Regions from separate parts of the Mus musculus genome. Here all the other regions are linked to region 3. The links are chromatin loops, found by intact Hi-C in ENCODE. Cell type or tissue: left cerebral cortex. All regions are shown on one strand. Each heading gives the region's core, and the rest is flanking DNA. Links, peaks and the distances in the headings are about the cores only. Region 1 overlaps Cdk20 (cyclin-dependent kinase 20). Region 2 overlaps Nlrp4f (NLR family, pyrin domain containing 4F). Region 3 has its middle 32 kb from the start of Zfp369.

Region 1 (5,913 bases), core at 576-5,575, 870 kb before region 3:
CAGGTGGTGCAGCTGAAGGCTGTGTTCCCACATGGTGCGGGCTTTGTGCTGGCTTTCGAATTTATGCTGTCGGACCTGGCAGAGGTGGTGCGCCATGCCCAGAGGCCCCTGGCCCCAGCACAAGTCAAGAGCTACCTGCAGATGCTGCTCAAAGGTGTTGCGTTTTGCCATGCCAACAACATTGTGCATCGGGTTAGTACCAGTATGGGCTTTGTTGGGCCGGGGTGAGCTAGTCCTTGAAGAGGGTGCAGTCAGAGGGTCTTGAAGTAAGCAGCCAGAGGTATGGCTCTAAAGGAAATGGGGGCCTGGCTGCCTATCCCCCTGTCCCGAAGCCCTGACTAGGTACAGGGGACTGATGCTTCTTTTTTGTATGCACAGGACCTGAAGCCTGCTAACCTGCTCATCAGTGCCTCAGGCCAGCTCAAGATAGCTGACTTTGGCCTGGCCCGGGTCTTCTCTCCGGATGGTGGTCGCCTCTACACACATCAGGTGGCCACCAGGTAGTGGGGCTCTATCCCTGCCAGCCCTCTCACTGGGGAAGAGATACGTCTGCACCTTCTGTCCAGGCATGGGCTGTGGGCCTGGGATGTAGCTTCTTATCAGACCAGCACAATCCAGCTGTGATCTCAACCCCTTTTTCCCCTCCCCCAGGTGGTACCGAGCTCCTGAACTCCTGTATGGCGCTCGGCAGTATGACCAGGGCGTTGACCTATGGTGAGATACTTGGGGCAGGTGAGGGTCATGTGGGCTGTGGGGATGTTCTGTCTGGTTAGAGAGTAGTCTGAGCAGCTTTGGATCTGTGTTCTTCACGCTGATGTTTCTGAGTTGGTGTGGGGAGGGTTAGGAGGCTAGTCTCAGGTGAGAGGCTTCTGGGAATGGGGTAAGGTAGTCTGGGGTACAAGGCATGTAGTATGTTTTGTCATCTGAATTGAGGATGAGATAGTTGTGAGCTAAAGTGAAGCTTGGGTCCCTAGGTATGAGGGTTCAGCATTTTGGGGGACTAGGGAGATAGTTTGTGGTGTTCAGAGGTCTGAGATTTGGGTTATTTTGCATTTATGCCCCGCCCCCAAATCGAGGAGGAGCTGGGTAGCCCAGACATGAGGCTCTAAGAGTCCTGGAGCTGCAGGACTCTGTTCTAGATATCTGTGGAGGAATGATACATGGCTGCCCTGGGAACCTCTGGACCTTGATCCTGATGTGAGGTGTTAAAGCTCGTGTGAGTAGCTTGATCACTCACGTGTGACATCTCCCACCGCTTAGCTCTGTATCCACAGGGCTGTGGGCTGCATCATGGGAGAGCTGTTGAATGGGTCCCCCCTGTTCCCGGGCGAAAACGACATTGAACAACTGTGCTGTGTGCTTCGCATCCTGGGTACCCCGAGTCCTCGAGTCTGGCCGGTTAGTAGCAACCATTGTTGCTGGGGAGGGGCCACACTTGCTCTGTTCCCCAGTAGGAACTGGCTTCTCCCTATGTAGGTGTCTTGGGCCCCACTCCCTCTTGACCAATGAAGACCAAAGTCTTGGCGCTGCAGGAGGGACAGGTTTTATCTGGTCTCAGTAAGCTGGGCAAGGAGCAGGCCTTAGAGAGTGGGGGGAGCTGAAGGAGAGAGCCATTGTGGGTGGTGATGGACTCTGGGCTGAATGAAGAACAGAATGAACACCTGATCAGGTGGGAGAGCTGGATCAGGTGTGGTGGGAGAGCCTGATAAGGGGTGGTGGGCGGGGCTGCTCTCATTGCCTTTTTTTTCTCCTCTGGGCTCAGGAGATCACAGAGCTGCCTGACTACAACAAGATCTCCTTCAAGGAGCAGGCACCAGTGCCCCTGGAGGAGGTGCTGCCTGATGCCTCTCCCCAGGCCTTGGACCTGCTGGGCCAGTTCCTCCTCTACCCTCCACGACAGCGTATTGCAGCCTCCCAGGTAGGGTTAAAGGTTGACCCTTGACCCTGCCAAGCCAGAGACGCTTAGAACCCGCGTAGGGTGGAACCCTTGGAGGTGGGGTTTTGATGGAGTGTTCTCCAGGAGGCTTCGGGAGAGAAGTCAGTGACCCCTGCCCTCTGTCCAGCCCCTCCCCCTTGTCAGTGGGTCTTGCCTGCAGTTGCAGGTGTGAGTGTTGTCTCTTTCTCACCCTGACTGCTCTTGCTGTGTTCCTAGCCCTCCTGTGTTTGCTCCTCTCAAGCCCTAGGCTTTCCTTTGGGCTTGTGCTCCTGGGACCCAGCTCTTCAAAGCCTGCAGCATCTCTCTAGTCCTCCTCAGCCTTTCCACCCAGCTTTATTATATGGTTTGTCCTGGGAGACACGAACGAGTGTCTGTTCACTGCAGAAAGGACACTGATAACAAATCTGACCTGAGTCGGGCTTTAGTATTAGGTACTTCCTGGGACTTGTGTGTTTTCAAGGAGCCTCCTGCCCAGAGGGAATGTTTCAATTGGGAAGGAATAGCTAGCTACACCACAAGCTCTCTTTGTTGCCGGGGACATACTGTGCATTTTGCCCCTTTCTCTGGTTTATGTCTCCCACCCCTTCCTCTGTTGGCAAGAATTTTTGGCTCACTGAAATGTTCCCAGCTGTTGGGACAGTGCTCCAGACATAGGCACGTCGGCAAGGTTTGCTGAGTCAGTTGAATGATTTTGGGGATACATAATGACTGGATTTCTTGCTACCCCCAGGCCCTTCTGCATCAGTACTTCTTCACAGCGCCTCTGCCTGCCCATCCATCCGAGCTGCCAATTCCTCAGCGCCCAGGGGGACCTGCACCCAAGGCTCACCCAGGGCCCCCCCATGTCCACGACTTCCATGTGGATCGACCTCTTGAGGAGTCACTGTTGAACCCAGAACTGATTCGGCCCTTCATCCCAGAGGGGTGAGATGCTGGTCCAGGCCTTCCTGCTCGCCCTAGGAGCACCTCTTTCTGATTTGCCTCCATGGCCTCCCCACGGCTATATATACCACACCTGGTCCTGCTCCTTAGTGTGCTTGAGGGCTGGGCTCTGGGAGGCAGAACCGTGAGATGTTCATCCCAGCAGAGAAAGAGACTCACGTCCTACAGACAAAGCCTCCAGAAACTGCTAGCTGTGTCCTTCTCCAGGGCCACCCCTCAGTGGTGCCACCCGGCCTTAGAGATGATTGTCAGGCTCTGTCCCCTCTTCAAGGACATTGGTACTACAGCACCACCTGGTGGAAGCACAGAGTATAAGCTGTCTTCATACCGGGGACACAGCTGGGAAGTCAGACATGTTTTAGTTTTGGTTCCACTGGGTCAGGATTTGAGGTTCATATAAAAGCCCTGGGTGTTTCTGTCTAATTGCACCTTGTCTGTTGCTGTTAGGGAAAGGACAATGGTGGGCCTTGATTCACAGGGGTCAGGTACTCAGAAGAGGCCTCCTGTGAAGGCCATTTGGGTCCTCAGGCTTCCCATGCTATTCACGGGACTTGAGTGCTCATTTGGGAGCGAGAGTCCAGAAGCTGAGGCCCAGGGATGGACAGTCCAGTTCCCGAAGCACACTTCCCACATGTCGGGTGGGTCAGTCAGTGAGCCTGAGGCTGCCTTGCAGATGCGGAAGCAGACATTCCTGGAATCCACTCAGTAAATAAATTCCAGTGTGACTCAGCCAGCTTGTGTTTTATTTCATAGGGATATATTAAGATGAGTCTAAAACAGTGACTCTCTACCTCCCAATGCTGCAACCCTTTAGTTCTTCATGTTGTGGTGACCCCCTGCCCCAACCATAAAATTATTTTTGTCATACTGCATTAACTGTAATTTTGCTACTGTTATGAATTATAATGTAAATATCTCACATGTGATTCCCAAGGGGGTCAAGACCCACAGGATGAGAACCACTGGTCTAGATCCTGCGATGTCGAGGAGGGGGGAGCAGAGAGAAGATGATAAAAGGACTTGTGTGTTGGCCATTCAGATTTACTGCAGGGTTATATAACAACTAAGACAGGATATCGTTTCAGGGATGGATTAGATAGGATCTTAACTATCCATTATTCAGATACATAACAAAATCTGGTAGTGGTTGTGGTGTATGCCTGTAACCCCACTCAGGGGTCTGAGGTGGGAGGGTTCCTAAGAGTAGAAGGCCATGCTAGGCTACAGTGCAAGATCCTGTCTCAAAAAAATGCATATATGTGTGTATATGTGTATATATGCATATGTATGTACATGTGCATGCATGTATATAATATACACACATAGGAGAGATGTCATATTTTTAAAATGTTTGTTGTAGGCCTGACATGAATTGGTTGTTCTGTGAGTCCTGGCAGCACAGAGGTGACTAACAGGGCTGGCTCCTGGCCTGAATGCCTACAAGGAAGAGCGCAGATGCTGTTTTCAGGATTATGATGCCTTCATAATCCGACCTCTGTTTATTTCTCTGGTCACATCTTTGCAAATTCTAAGGACAGTTGAGCTCCATTGACTTCTTGTAGCTCTTACGTACACACAGGTGGTAGCTTGTGTCTGGACTCTGTTTGGAAATAGTTAAAGGTACAGGCTAATAAAAAGGTAGCCCATTTGGTGATTTCTAAACCGATGCCTTCAGTGACCTCTGCAAAACCTTTCTCTTCTTCTTTTAAAAAGACTTCTGTGATAACCAGGCACACAGGAAACAGTGAAAGGAACAGAAAACATCTGTGGGTTTCCAGATGGTGGACTCACTAGAGACGGTGCAGTAACCACACGTCTTGGTACTTTGTAAAGTGATAAGGTAGAATAGAGTAGGCACAGTTGAAAACCATGTAATACCTGTAACAAAGCACAAATATACAGCATATAGTAGAATGGTTTTACACTCCCTCAACCCCTGTCTGGCTTGATCTTTTCAAGATGAGAAGATAAGGTCGGCTTTGAACTCCCTTTGTGGCAGAGATGATCTTGATATCTTGTCTCCATCTTTCCAGTGCTGGGTCACAAGCCTGTATCACCATCCTCAGCTCATAGTAATTTAAATGCTAAGAGTAAATGTTCTAGCTGGAACAAAGGTGGCTACTTGTATTAAAAAGGAACTGAAACAGGTATTTTCCAGAGTGGAATTATAAATATCAAACTTCTACAAGTAACAGGATAAAAAAATGTGGTATAGTTTGATATCAAAGCAGACAAAGGCAATTGCTGGGGATAATAAACTCTAATGACTTGGCAAAAGTTTCTACCCGTATGCATACAATATAGATTGCCCCGCTTTTGACACAGTCTTGTGTAGCTGAGGGTAGCCTTAAACTCACTATATAGGCCAGGATGACCTTGAACTCATCCTTCTGCTACCCATCATGTGCTGAGATTGTAGGTGTGAGCCACTGATTCTGGAGTCTTCAGTGCTGGGATTGTGTGTGCTGGACAGGTACTCTGCAAGAGCTATAGTCCCATCCTCTTTTCTAAGACTGGTCTTGATATCTAGACCATGTTTCCTGGAGCTCATGTTTCTCCGTCTCTGACATAGCTAGGTTTACAGGTCGATGCCACTATATCCAACTTCAGGTCTTAGGACAGATGTGAGTAGTGAGAGAGCTAAGAATAGACAAATGCAGGAGAATCCAGAGTCATTCTGCAGGGTTCTGGAAGCAGTTCCCAGTGGACACTGATGGAGGGCTGTGTTTTATTGCAGTGCCAAAATACTTGGTGGGTTTAATAAAGTGGGACTTAATGATATTTCTTTGTATGCTGCCATTTGTATTGAGTTACGGTATTTCACAGGCTACATTTTGTCTCCAGAAGGGAGCCAAATTTGAGGAATTTGCAGAGATTGCGCCCCCAAGTCCTCACCCAGCACTGGGAAGTCTGTAACTAGTAACAAAATGTGCACGGCCCTAGTTTATCAGGAGGCTTCATCCAGGTAAAGGATTTGACTGTGACCTGGTTCCTGGTCTCTCTTCATTATTAACCTAGGCACTAGCCTAGGATAA
Region 2 (5,913 bases), core at 607-5,606, 130 kb before region 3:
CAATTATTTTTAAATTTTTAATTATTTAATTAATTTATTTTTACGATTTCCTTCTAGTCCCAGGACCTCTTGTAGGAAAGACAGAACAAATCATGGTACCCCTGGGCTCAGAATGACTTACAGATAAGAATCCCAAGTGTTTGCTGTGGCGTTCAAGCCCTCTGGAAGGGGTTTTTCTGCTTTCTTTCCATTTTCCAGCCACATGGGCTGCCTCCTCTGTCTGCCGAGTGCCCACAGAGAGTCTACAGGCACTGACATTTTTCACTTGCCCATTCTTCTTTCTTCATCTGGACTTTCTTTGCCCTAGGCGCCAAGATGTCCCGAGAAGTCTCCCACCCTCACTTGTATCCAGTAATGGCCCATCCACTGCACCCTCCTTTCCAACTCTCATCCAACACTCCTTTTTTTGTTCAGTCCAGTTGCTGGTTAGCTGGATGATGTTCCTATTCTAATGTTAATTTTGCTTCTTCAAGAGGGCTTCCCCAGGCGAGCAGTCCATCATGAGTCAGGTGATCTCTTATGAACCTTCTCCCCATTTTAACTGGTCAATAAAGGCTAGAATCTGTGATTGGGCAATGGAGGGGAAAGGTGGGACTGGAGGTTCAATGGTGGAGGCAGGTAGAGAAGAAGACAACAAGAGAGAAAGGAAAGAGGACATAAGAGGAGGAAGCATGATGGACCAGAACCATGTGGCCAAGAGAAACCATAAGTAGGAAGGGGATTTTATAGCTGGGGAATAAGTTAGTACAGTGTTGTATCTGCCCAATCTAGGCATATAGCTTATAATTATAATAACTGGATTCTGTGGTTTTTATATGAGCTTACTGGGGTTGGAAATTCCAACAACACTGTCCATCTCAAATTCCAGATGTTCTTTGTTCTACCTTCTTCAAAGGATTATTATTTCTTCCTTAAAAGGCAGTGACCCCTATTTCCATCCCCCCTTGTTGTTTTGTAAGTCATAGGTGTTTAAAATATTTTTGCTAGATTGGGAAAGTCATCCTGTGTTATGATCGAGAGAACTAGGAGGACCCAACTCAGGTCACAGGAATGAGAAGCTGAACTTAGGCTGCCTTAATAAATCAGCCTGGTCTTATTTTTTTCCTAAACAGAAGGGTTTGTATATGTATTATTGAACTAGCCTATTTATATAGAATCTTACAAATATGGGAAAATCCAGTGTTTTCCAAATAAAACATGTCCATCTATTCAAATAGAAATCATCTTGTCAGTTTAATATAAGAGCTTAATACCATATATAGATCATATATATACACATATATAATATACCATATATATATAGTATAGTGATATATATATATATGTATATGTGTGTGTGTGTATATTCATTTAAATTCATTGAGAATGGACTCAAGCTAGTAATGGGTCATAGCCATAGAAGTTTTGTCTATACCCATTACTTGATATGCAATACCTCATTTGTAATATATAAATGACATCACACTACTTACTAGAGGAAAAACGTATAGAGATGAAGAGATTATGATGACAACAGATCAAGGCTGTATAATGCCCAAATCTGTATGGCTCACCTGCCCAGGGACCAGGTAACTTCCTGGAATGCTAGAGGTTGTAGTTCTTGGAAAATAACAAAGTCCCATGGGAAAATAAGTGTACTATAAGTTTGTCCTTATAAACTCCTGCAACACATGGCTCAAAATGTACAAGGCCACAAATATAAATTCAGGACTCCATTTTGAGTTGTGTATGGTGGTTTTCATGGCTGTAATCCCAGCATTCAGGAGTCAGAGGCAAGATGATTAGATGTTTGATCTGAGGCTATCCCTTATCCCCAACTGAGGTTACCCCACCTGGACGTCTCTGGTTCCCACACCCCGCCTCCCAGGCCACGTCCACAGTGATAAGGCGGAGAGGATCTCAGACCCCGCTCACTCAAGGAGGGGGTAGACGGGCTGAGCAGACGAGGATATGAGAACAGGTGCAGAGCAACGTCAGGGGAGTGTGTGTGTGTGTGTCACACTCGCTCTTCCACAGAGACACGTGGACTAGGGACACGGGAGACGGGGTGGACAGAGAGACCACTGGGGCGTCGGGTCATGCCGTGTCACGTCTCCTCCCAGCCCTCTTCTTTCAGTGCAGGGACGAGGCAGTCTGGCGTCCCACGGACATCCCGGGATGGGCCAGCCTCGGACCGCGTCCCCGCCCGCCCGTGCCCAGTTCTGCCCTCGAGGTCTCATGAGGTCTCAGGGCGGATGGAGCGTCCATCCATCCCTGCGGCTCAGAAAGAGACTGCGTCCCGCGGAACACGGTGCATGCACGCTGGCTCCGGTCAGCAGAGATTTCCACGATATCCCGTGTCGTGCGCATGTCCCCATCGGTCCCACCCGCGCTTCCTCTGTGCACTCTCTTATATTCTAGGAAACAAGGGCTTGCCGTTCTAGGGCTGTGGCTCAGAGGTTAAAGTCAGCCCCTTCTTGAGTTTTTCCCAAAATTCCTGTCTTTCTACTAAATGGCCACACGGTGGCGCCATGGAGGCCTGACAAAGACCAGTGATGTCTGGATAGCTGGCCTTATGCTGGATGATCACGCTCATTCACACTCTCAATCTCTCCCTCAATCTCTCCCTCTCTCAATCTCTCCCTCCCTCTCCCTCTCCCTCTCCCTCTCTCTCTGCCTCCCCCCTCCCTCCCTCCCATTTTTGAAACTAGGATTGAGCCTAGCACACAGTAGGCCAGCTTCTCTCCCCAAGCCAGATGCCCAGCGCCTCCCCAAAGTAGCAGCGCCCTGGGCCATCCTTACCGCAGATCTGAGCACGCAGAAGACACTCTGCAGAGGAGCTGCATCCGACTATGGCTTCTGTGTGGCCGAGCCGTGGCCCAGTGTCACGAGTGGATGAGTTTCATGGCTGCTCGTGCCCGGCTGGGCTGTGGACGCCGCTGTCTGCATCCTTCCCCACCCCACATACCACATGCCTAGCACAGGCTGAACCCCACTTTCTGGGGAGGGGACCCGATGCTCAGCTGGATGTAGAGCGGGCTGCTAGGGTCCTGTGCTCCACACAGGGCTCCTCTGTGTAGCATCCCCTGCCACTCCACACGCCTCTGCCCTGGGCCCAGAGGTACAACCATGGCCTTTGCAAGTACCTATGCTCATTTACACACACACACACACACACACACACACACACACACATCCACACACACATATCCACACAACCATTTGTGCATTAACATTTGAGATTAGAAGTCAGTAGACTTGGGAAATGACTACTATTCTTTAATATAAAACACAAAACAGCAGCAATTTCCATTATCTGAGTATCCAGTCTATACCCCTCTGCTGAAGGCTTCTCATGCATAGCCAAATAAAATTTCCCCAAAAACTTTTTGGGTAACATTAGCCTGGACCTACACTTTAACTCCAATAAATAATCCAACAAAAGGCAAAACTCTTGTTAAGAGATCCTAAAGCATTAAAGATACTTAACATTGTATTGAGTGTTAAGAAACTTGTATGGGAAAAAAGTCACTATAAAGTAGTCATTTTAGCATGAATATCTTTGAATGGCCTCTCTGAAACTGTAGGGCAAACAAAAAACCACATCTGTCTTGCAAAAACACATCTGAATAAGGTATAAAGAAATCATATCTCATTGGACAGTTCGCCCATGGTTCTTGCATCAGAATCTCCACCCTTCTTTTCTCCGTCTGCTTCCACACTGCCTCTGATGGTCAAGAAGTGATTTTTCTTTTTCACAGAAAGCAGAAATGCCTGGAATTCATTATCAAAGTCAGTAATCCACAGTCTAGAAAGATGGAGAAAAATAAACAGCATCAATTCACTCTTCCTTTATGATTTAAAGGTTTTTTAATGTGTGTGTGCCTGTGAGTTTATTGTGTGCACCATGTGTGTGCAGGTGCCTGTAGAAGTCAGAAGTTGCCAGAACCCATGGAGCCTGGGCTACAGCAGTTGTGAGCAGCCATGTTCGGTGCTGGGAACTAAAGCTGAGTCCTCTACAAGAACAGCAAGTGCTCTTAACTGAAGAGCCATTTCCCTAGACCCTCACCCTTTCCTTTTGTACTTCTTTTCTAAGGCCAAGTTAAGGAGATGCTGATATTCCCTCTAAATGGAGTGACACATCCATGCTATGAGATGGTGTGCTGATACATGTTTGGCATCCATACTCTTTCATAAAACTGGTCTGGACTGGGGACTGGAGAGATTGCTCAGTGGTTAAGAACACTGGCTATACTTGTGAAGGCCCCAGGTTTAATTTCACACTGCAGCTTACAACATCTGTATCTCCAGTTCCAAGGCATCTCATACCATCTCCTGGCCTCTAAACCAGAATATACATGCAGGCAAATTATCCATACACATAAAATTTTAAAACTTAAGGAAAAATTAATTTGTTGGTTTGCCTGTGTGTGTGCGTGTGCGTGTGCGTGTGCGTGTGCGTGCGCACGCGCGCCAGAGGTCACTATCAGGATTCTTCATTAATCTTCCACCTTATGTTTTTGAGACATTGTCTTTCAACAAACCTGCCATTCATAGGCTGGTTGGTCAATAACCTTAAGGGAACCTCCCTCTCCCTGGCGCTAAGGTTATAGACATATGCTGAAGATCTGAACTCAGGTTCTTCTACTTCTGCTGCAAGAACATTACTTAACTGAGTCTCTTCACAGTTTCTGCTCTGGCCATCTCTATGCTATGAATTACACCCCATCGGTCCAAGTGTGGTTTATTCAGTTTGATATCAACATTCAGAATGGTGGTAGGATTCTAATGATTCCATCTAAGCCTGAGGGTTTTGCACAGAAGACTTGAAAAAAGGAGTGAGGATTTTTTTTATTCAAGCCCCAAACAATAATTCTTTTCATAATATGACTGTCTGGTCTTAGCCCTTTGGCTAACTGTTCTCATGCATGTGTATCTACACACATACAACCACAGTCACAGACAACACACACACACACACACACACACAAACTCTGTTTCCTGCCTCTGTTATTGTTCTGAATTAACTCCTTTCTAATTATTGAAGTAAAATACCATGACTAACCAACATTCAGGAGGAAGGGCCGGTTTGCCTAAAACCCCCTACAGTTCCAGCAGGGTAAGAGTCTATCACCATGGTGGCAGAGAAGAGTGACAGGAGGAGCAGGAAGCTGAATCACATCTTGAAACATAAGCAATATGTGGAGAAAACGCTCTGGGAATGGTATGAAGCTTTGCAACCTCAAAACCTGTCCCAGTGACATGCTTTCTCCAGCAAGGTCACACCTCCAAAGCCTGCCCAAATGGCAATATCTACTACAGATCAAATATTCAAACATCTGAAACTATGGGAGGTGTTTTTATTCAAACCATCACATTATGTATATTTCTATGTTTAAAGTAGCTTTGTCCTCTAGGAATAAACCATGTTCCTAGGGCATATGTTAATTGTAGTATATGTCTGTCTCAGACTTTTACATGGTGGAATGAGAGGACACCATAGAAACTTACTTGGTTTCATAATATCTATCACATTGTCTGACACCTGTAATTTTTTACTTTCTCATGTCAAATAACTCTTACTTTGCAGATCAAATCTGAGGAACTGATAGCTTGCCCAGGGTGCAGAGTAAACATGACTGAATTGGAAACAAATGCAAAGCTGGAAGGCTCAGAAAATTCCATGTAACTCACCTCTTTCTACTTCCTTATGCATCCACTCCAGCTTGGTACCCTCTTAAAGTCCAACCAACACAAAGAAAGAAAGAAATCTTGCAGGCAACTCAACATTTCCAGAGGGGAGGGGAATTTGCAAGAGTAAATCTTAAAGAAGTGAGCTTTTGTGTTCTTCCAGGAGAGACAACTAGAGTTATAAATATTATAATCCAACATCTGGCAGACATATTCAACCTGCAACTCATGGGCTAATATGCA
Region 3 (5,913 bases), core at 340-5,339:
TGCTCCCCCCTTTTTTTTTGTTTTTCTGGGATGGCTCTTGTTTGAGACAGAGTCTCACTGTATGTGTAGCTATAACTCTTCTGGAACTCACTATATATACCAGGCTAGCCTCATACTCAGAGTTCAACCTGCCTATACTTCCAAAGTGCTTAGATTGAAAGCATGCACTACCATAGCCAGCTATGAAATTTTTAATATTAAATTTGAGTATGCACTTAAGTAATAATGAGAGACAGCCGCAAATGGAAGAATAAGAGTCTGTATGAATTGCTTATCTTATCTTGATTTAACTTTGGCAAGTGAAATGTACTAAGCAAATTATACATTTACTTTAGAGGCAGAGTGCTGGTTTTTAAAGTACATCCTTAGGTTCCTCTGAATTTCCTCCATGTCTGTTGTTATAGCCCTCTTTTGTTTCTCAGTTTGTTAATTTGGATAGTGTCTCTTCACCTTTTACTTAGTTTGGATAAGGGTTTGTCTATCTTGTTCATTTTTCTCAAAGAACCAATGCATTGTTTCATTGATTTTTTAATTGTTCTCTTCATTTCTATTTTATTGATGTTAGTCCTGAGGTGGTTATTTCTTGTCATCTACTCCTCATGGGTGTAATTGGAGCTTTCAAGTGTACTAAGTTTCTAGTATAAGGGGGGTTTTGTTGTTGTTGTTTTGGTTAGTTCTGTGAAACTAGATGTTCCCCGGTGTCACGATTCTTAAAAGATTAAAATCTGAGGCCTGGGGCCCAGTGCAGAGCAGTCCTACTGGCCCGGGTGCATGCTTGCACTCTCATCTTGGAGACAATACAATGACTGCACAATGGCAATTCCGGACTCATGCTTGACTTGCAGAGAACGTTTGACAGGAATGAATAGAAAATGAACTAGAGCCAACATCGGGACTCCGGGAAAGGAAATAACTTATGAAATGAGTTTTGCACAGAATTTGAGAGTGGTTCCTGGATGAGCAAGTATAGAATATTTAAAATCTTATACTCGTAAAACTAGGTCAGAGCACGGGGACTCTCGGGAGAGTCACTGTGTGCAGTGTGCTGAGGTGGAAAGCCAGTGGAACCTCTGAGTTAAGGGTTGACTTGATTCTTTCTGGCTGATGCCTGGCAGGTTTGCGCACATCATTTATCATTAGAGCTTCACAGGAAAACGCTGACCTCGGAGGTCTGAGCTCTGAAGCATAATAAGTTAAAATTTAAAATTTCAACAATGGTAAGTTTGCAATTATTATTACTTTGGCCAGAAGCCTGGGAATAGGGAAGGTGGAAACTTTGGGGAACAATTGTAATTCTTGATTCTTTGTGGGATTCCCTTATTCTTTTGAATTTGATTTGCCAATGAATATACAGTGTCTTTTTCTACCTGCTTTTGGAGTGTCAATAAAAGACTGGGGCAAGAAGGCGAGAGAGCCTGAGAAGAGCAGGTGGAGAGCGAGTGAGTGAAAGGAGAATGCATGTGGAGTGTACTTGTGTGGTGTGTATGAGGCGTGTTTTGAGGCATGTGTGAGGCATGTGAGGTGTGTGTGTGAGGTGTGTGGTGTGTGTGTGTGAGGCTAGTGTGAGGCATGTGGGACATGTGTGAGGCGTGTGTGTGAGGCATGTGTGGTGTGTGTGTGTGTGAGGCTAGTGTGAGGCATGTGGGACATGTGTGTGGCGTTTGTGAAGAGCGTGTGAGGTGTGTGTGAGGCGTGTGTGAGGTGCATGTGTGAGGCTAACGTGAGGCGTTTGAGACATGTGTAAGGCGTGTGCGAAGCATGTGTGAGGCGTGTGAGGTGTGTGTGAGGCATGTGTGTGAAGCACGTGTGAGGCACGTGTGTGGCATTGTAAGGCGTGTGTGTGAAGCATGTGTGAGGCTCGTGTGAGGAGCATGTGAGGCTTGTGTGTGAAAAGCACACAGAAGAAAGCAGAGCGCGCAGCCTTGAGCTGTGAGAAAGAGAGTGAGGAGTGCAGAGAGTGAGAGAGAAACTCTAAGCCTTGAAAAACCGCCTGTCAGCTTGCACCCAAAAAAGCAGTCTATGTCTGTTTATTACGTGCCTCCCAGATAGCCCCACTTCCAGGTGAGAACTCCGATCCCGAGCCGAGGCTAGACTCCTCCGCTGTTCAGGATCACGAGTCTGGCTCCAGGTTAGAAATTCATTTCATGGCCTCTGAAAGGTCCTTGGTCTTTGTTTTCTCCCTGTGGCCACAGGAAGTCATTTATAAACCGAGGAAGAAACTTTATTTCCAGGTTTCCGCGAGACAGAGGTTGAACTTTATTAATTATCAATAATAATAATTTTTTAAAAAGCTGTGACTCGGTTCCTGCTTCCTGGCCTCCACCACGGTTTGGCGCGAGGAACGGGGAGTTCGGCGGGGGCTGCGGCGCTCACTCGCGGCTCCCCAGGAAAACGTGGGTTTTCTTTCTCATCTCTTCTAAAGTTTAAGTAAAATGTTCATTTCTTCCAAAAAGAAAAATACTTGAGACAAGACTTTAAATCCGCCTCCGGCGAGTGAGCATGCGCAGATTCCCAATCCTATTCTTGTCGCCTCAGGCGACCATGACGCCAAAAGGTCAAATGTAAAAACTGAGAACAGGTAGCTTAGCGGTTAAGGGCACAAACTGTTCTCCCAAAGGTCATGAGTTTGAATCCCAGCAGGTGCTGTGATATTTTGTACCTTCTTTTGGTGGCTGGACAAATGACTCCGTGTCTAGGAATCTGGCTCCCTCTTGTGGCCTGCGGGTATAAAAGCAGACAGTAATCCGTATACTTAATAAATAAATACATCTTTAAAAAAAAAAAAGAAAAAGAAAGAAAATTCCCTATGGAAATTTCTTATAGATTTGGGAATGATGACTGGATGAGCAATCCTGCTTCCATTTATCCTTCCAGGCGTCTTTAAGAGCTGAGGGTCTGCTCTCGGGGCGGCTCAGAGGGAGACAGAGATGAAGCAAGGTCAGGCGTGGTAATGGGACGAGCTCATCACTAGTGGGCAACCTTCCCGGGATGGGAACTAGAAGTAGCAGCCCCATGCCAGCGCCTACGGCAACTTAGGGTCGTGGAGGTCCGGGCGCAGGGCCAGAGCACTCGTGCTCGTTCTCCCGTGTGGCGGGTTGGGGTTCCGTGGGACGGGCAGGGAGGCAGGGCAGAATGGCAAGGGCGGCGACCCCTAACGCTCAGCAGGATCCCAGCAGCAGGCTTGGCCACCTCGGAGAGCTTAGGGGTCACGCTTTGTCACACCCACGGCTCTATCCTCCCTCGGGTCTGTACAGCCCGTGCCTGGGCCCTCCCCTCAAACCTCTCCCACCTCTCTCTTCCCCCTCCAGCTTGGGTCATGCAGCTGTCTCCGGGGCGGGGCGAGGAGGCGGGGCTGGAGGGTGGCCAGAGTTAACCCGGGGTCCCTGGATGTCATGGTGATCACAGTCCCTGGCTGCAGTGACCAACAACCACCTATGTGATCCCTGACCTATGAATTGGACCCCAACTTTACACCTGACCCCGACATCATATGTAAACCCCAACCTTTGACCTCATCATGACCTCTATTGCCCTGTGACTGGATGACACTGTTCTGTAACCTTGACATGACCCCGACACTGTCCACCTCACTCCAATCCAGCCTCAGCCCTGCCCACTAGGCACTCTCGGTTCTGACCCCTAACCCCCACCGCATGCACCAGTGATTCCCTGGTGACATTGGGATTCCGCACATACCCCCCCCTCCAATGTCACATGCCTTGGCCCAGGCTTCCTGGGGAAGGGGGGCTGTCACTCACCACTCTGGGTCCCATCATCATCCAAAGGCCTCGCTCAGGTTGTACGCTGGCTTGGGTGCCGAGGAGCAGAGCTTGGGCAGGGTCGGGGTGTCTTTGGGTCAGGAGTCACATGGTGGGGTGCCAGTGTGTCACACGTGGCAGGGTCATGGGTGACGGGATCAGGGGTCAGGTGGTCAGAGGTCATTGGTGAAGGTTCAGCCTCAGTTTTAATTGACAGCTCAAGAATGGAGAGGTCATGAAAAAGAGTTGAGGCTTGGCGTGATGAAAGCCTATGAGAAGCTATTGGTGGGGCCTATTTGCAGCAGAAGACCCCACTTGTTAGAGATGCCAGTACCACGGTATGATCTCCAAGAATAGCAGCATCAGTGAAGTGGATCCACCTGAGCCTAGAGTGCTGCAGAAAGCAGAGCTGGAGACTTGAAGCCAGCCCCTTGGAGGAGGCCAGAAGATACTGTCTTTGAACAATAACCACTCCAAAATTTTAAAGCTCCTTGTATCAGAGCCAAGGCTTGTAGTAAAACTCCTTCAGAGGGATCAGCTGATAAAATATCCATATAAGGAACAATAGACAGTGCAAGATTCAATGTCCTGACTTCTTGTATCGAAGCAACAACAAAATTTTTTACATAATGGAAAGCTATTAGCCATTCCTTGGGGCAAAAGTTTCAAATGAAGTTGCTTCATGGGTACCTAAAAGGGAGTGAGGAAAGGGACATAATAAAAGGGTGGGTAGGATCAGGTATGGGAAGAGACAAGAGAGAAGTACAGAGGATCAGGAAATATAAATACTTAGCACTAGAGGGTGGGGAAGTGGGGGTAGCCTCTAGAAAGTCCCACATACCCGGGAAGTGAGAGGTTCCCAGGACCCAGGGGGAATGACATTAGCCAAAATATCCAACAAAGGGGAAATAGAACCTGTAGAGACCACTTCCAGTAGATAGGCACGGGCACCAGTTGAGGGAATGAGCCACCCATCCTTCTCAAAACTTTTAACCCAGAATCATTTCTGTCTAAACACAGGCAAGACCCCATCAGAAGAGTTAGGGAAAGGACTGACAAAACTGAAGGGGACTGCAACCCCATAGGAAGAACAATATCAACCCACTGGACCATAAAGAGCATCCAGGGACTCCTATCAAAGAGTTTATATGGAGAGATGCATGGCTCCAGCTCTATATGTAGCAGAGGATGGCTTCATCTGGCATAAGTGGCAGGGGAGGCCCTTGGTCCTGTGGAGGCTTGATGCCCCAGTGTAGAGCGATACCAGAGCAGTGTGAATCTAGAGTGGGTGAAGGCAAAGAGGGTGATGGAATGGGGTGTGTGTAGAGGAAATGGGAAGGGGATTTTCATTTGAATTGTAAACAAATAAAATGACTAATAAAAAGAGGAAAATGTCTCCATTATATTAAATTAATATCTTTCTGATGACTACAACAGAACAGGAAGGTCATATAATAGTAATTGAGAGAAAATAGCAAAAAAAAAAAAAAAAAGACAAAGGCAAGGCAACTGTGGTAAGTGCAACAGTGGTGTATGTAATTCCAACTAAAATGTTAAATAAGACCAAATAAGATGCATATAAAGAAAGCATCCTCTTCCTGTAAGTGGCCAGAGGTCACCTGCCAAGATGGTTTGATACTCTCTTGACCCAGAAAACCCCACAAAATCATGCAAATCAAGAGGTTCAAACCTTTGCGTTCAATTTAATAACACCTGGGAAACTGCCCAGGCCATCAAGGGTATGCATATCCGCAAAGCCACCAAGTATCTGAAGGATGTCACTTTAAAGAAGGAAGCAATGTGTGCCATTCCAGCGGTATAATGGTGGAGTTGGTAGGTGCGTCCAGGCCAAACAGTGGGGCTGGATGCAGGGTCGGTGGCCAAAAAAGAGTGCTGAATTTTTGCTGCACATGCTTAAAAATGCAGAGAGTAATGCTGAACTTAAGGGTTTAGACGTAGATTCTCTAGTCATTGAACACATCCAGGTGAACAAGGCACCTAAGATGCGCCTATGAACCTACAGAGCTCATGGCTGGATTAACCCATACATGAGCTCCCCCTGCTACATTGAGATGATCCTCACTGAGAAGGAACAGATCGTTCCAAAGCCAGAAGAGGAGGTTACACAGAAGAAAAAGATAATCCAGAAGAAACT

The links. Hi-C counts contacts between places; a loop is a spot of excess contacts. Peaks named below come from ENCODE experiments on the same cell type or tissue, not always from the same donor. Only the 100,000 strongest peaks of a DNase experiment are listed, where the experiment ranks them.
Region 1: a loop joins it to region 3, with 4 times the contacts of the local background. A loop is called at or near these places in 9 of 42 quality-filtered maps.
Region 2: a loop joins it to region 3, with 2.3 times the contacts of the local background. A loop is called at or near these places in 14 of 42 quality-filtered maps.

What each region holds. Positions count from the first base shown.
Region 1 is chr13:64,436,115-64,442,027 of GRCm38, forward strand. It overlaps Cdk20 (cyclin-dependent kinase 20), which reads left to right. Exons shown (of 8, transcript NM_053180.2): 3 at 4-192; 4 at 379-500; 5 at 652-714; 6 at 1,275-1,398; 7 at 1,763-1,918; 8 at 2,667-3,607. The coding sequence ends at 2,864. Among named protein-coding and RNA genes, the nearest start is that of Cdk20, 6.5 kb to the left of the region's middle. In left cerebral cortex, for the core only: a CTCF peak has its summit at 3,181 (motif pointing left); a DNase peak (open chromatin) is centred at 3,156; H3K27ac peaks cover 227 bases.
Region 2 is chr13:65,173,877-65,179,789 of GRCm38, forward strand. Nlrp4f (NLR family, pyrin domain containing 4F) reads right to left here. Exons shown (of 10, transcript NM_175290.4): 10 at 3,235-3,787. Among named protein-coding and RNA genes, the nearest start is that of Gm24130, 19 kb to the left of the region's middle. In left cerebral cortex, for the core only: a CTCF peak has its summit at 2,496 (motif pointing right); a DNase peak (open chromatin) is centred at 2,503; H3K4me3 peaks cover 336 bases.
Region 3 is chr13:65,308,371-65,314,283 of GRCm38, forward strand. It overlaps the pseudogene Gm3800. Among named protein-coding and RNA genes, the nearest start is that of Zfp369, 32 kb to the left of the region's middle. In left cerebral cortex, for the core only: a CTCF peak has its summit at 2,701 (motif pointing left); a DNase peak (open chromatin) is centred at 2,567; H3K4me3 peaks cover 862 bases.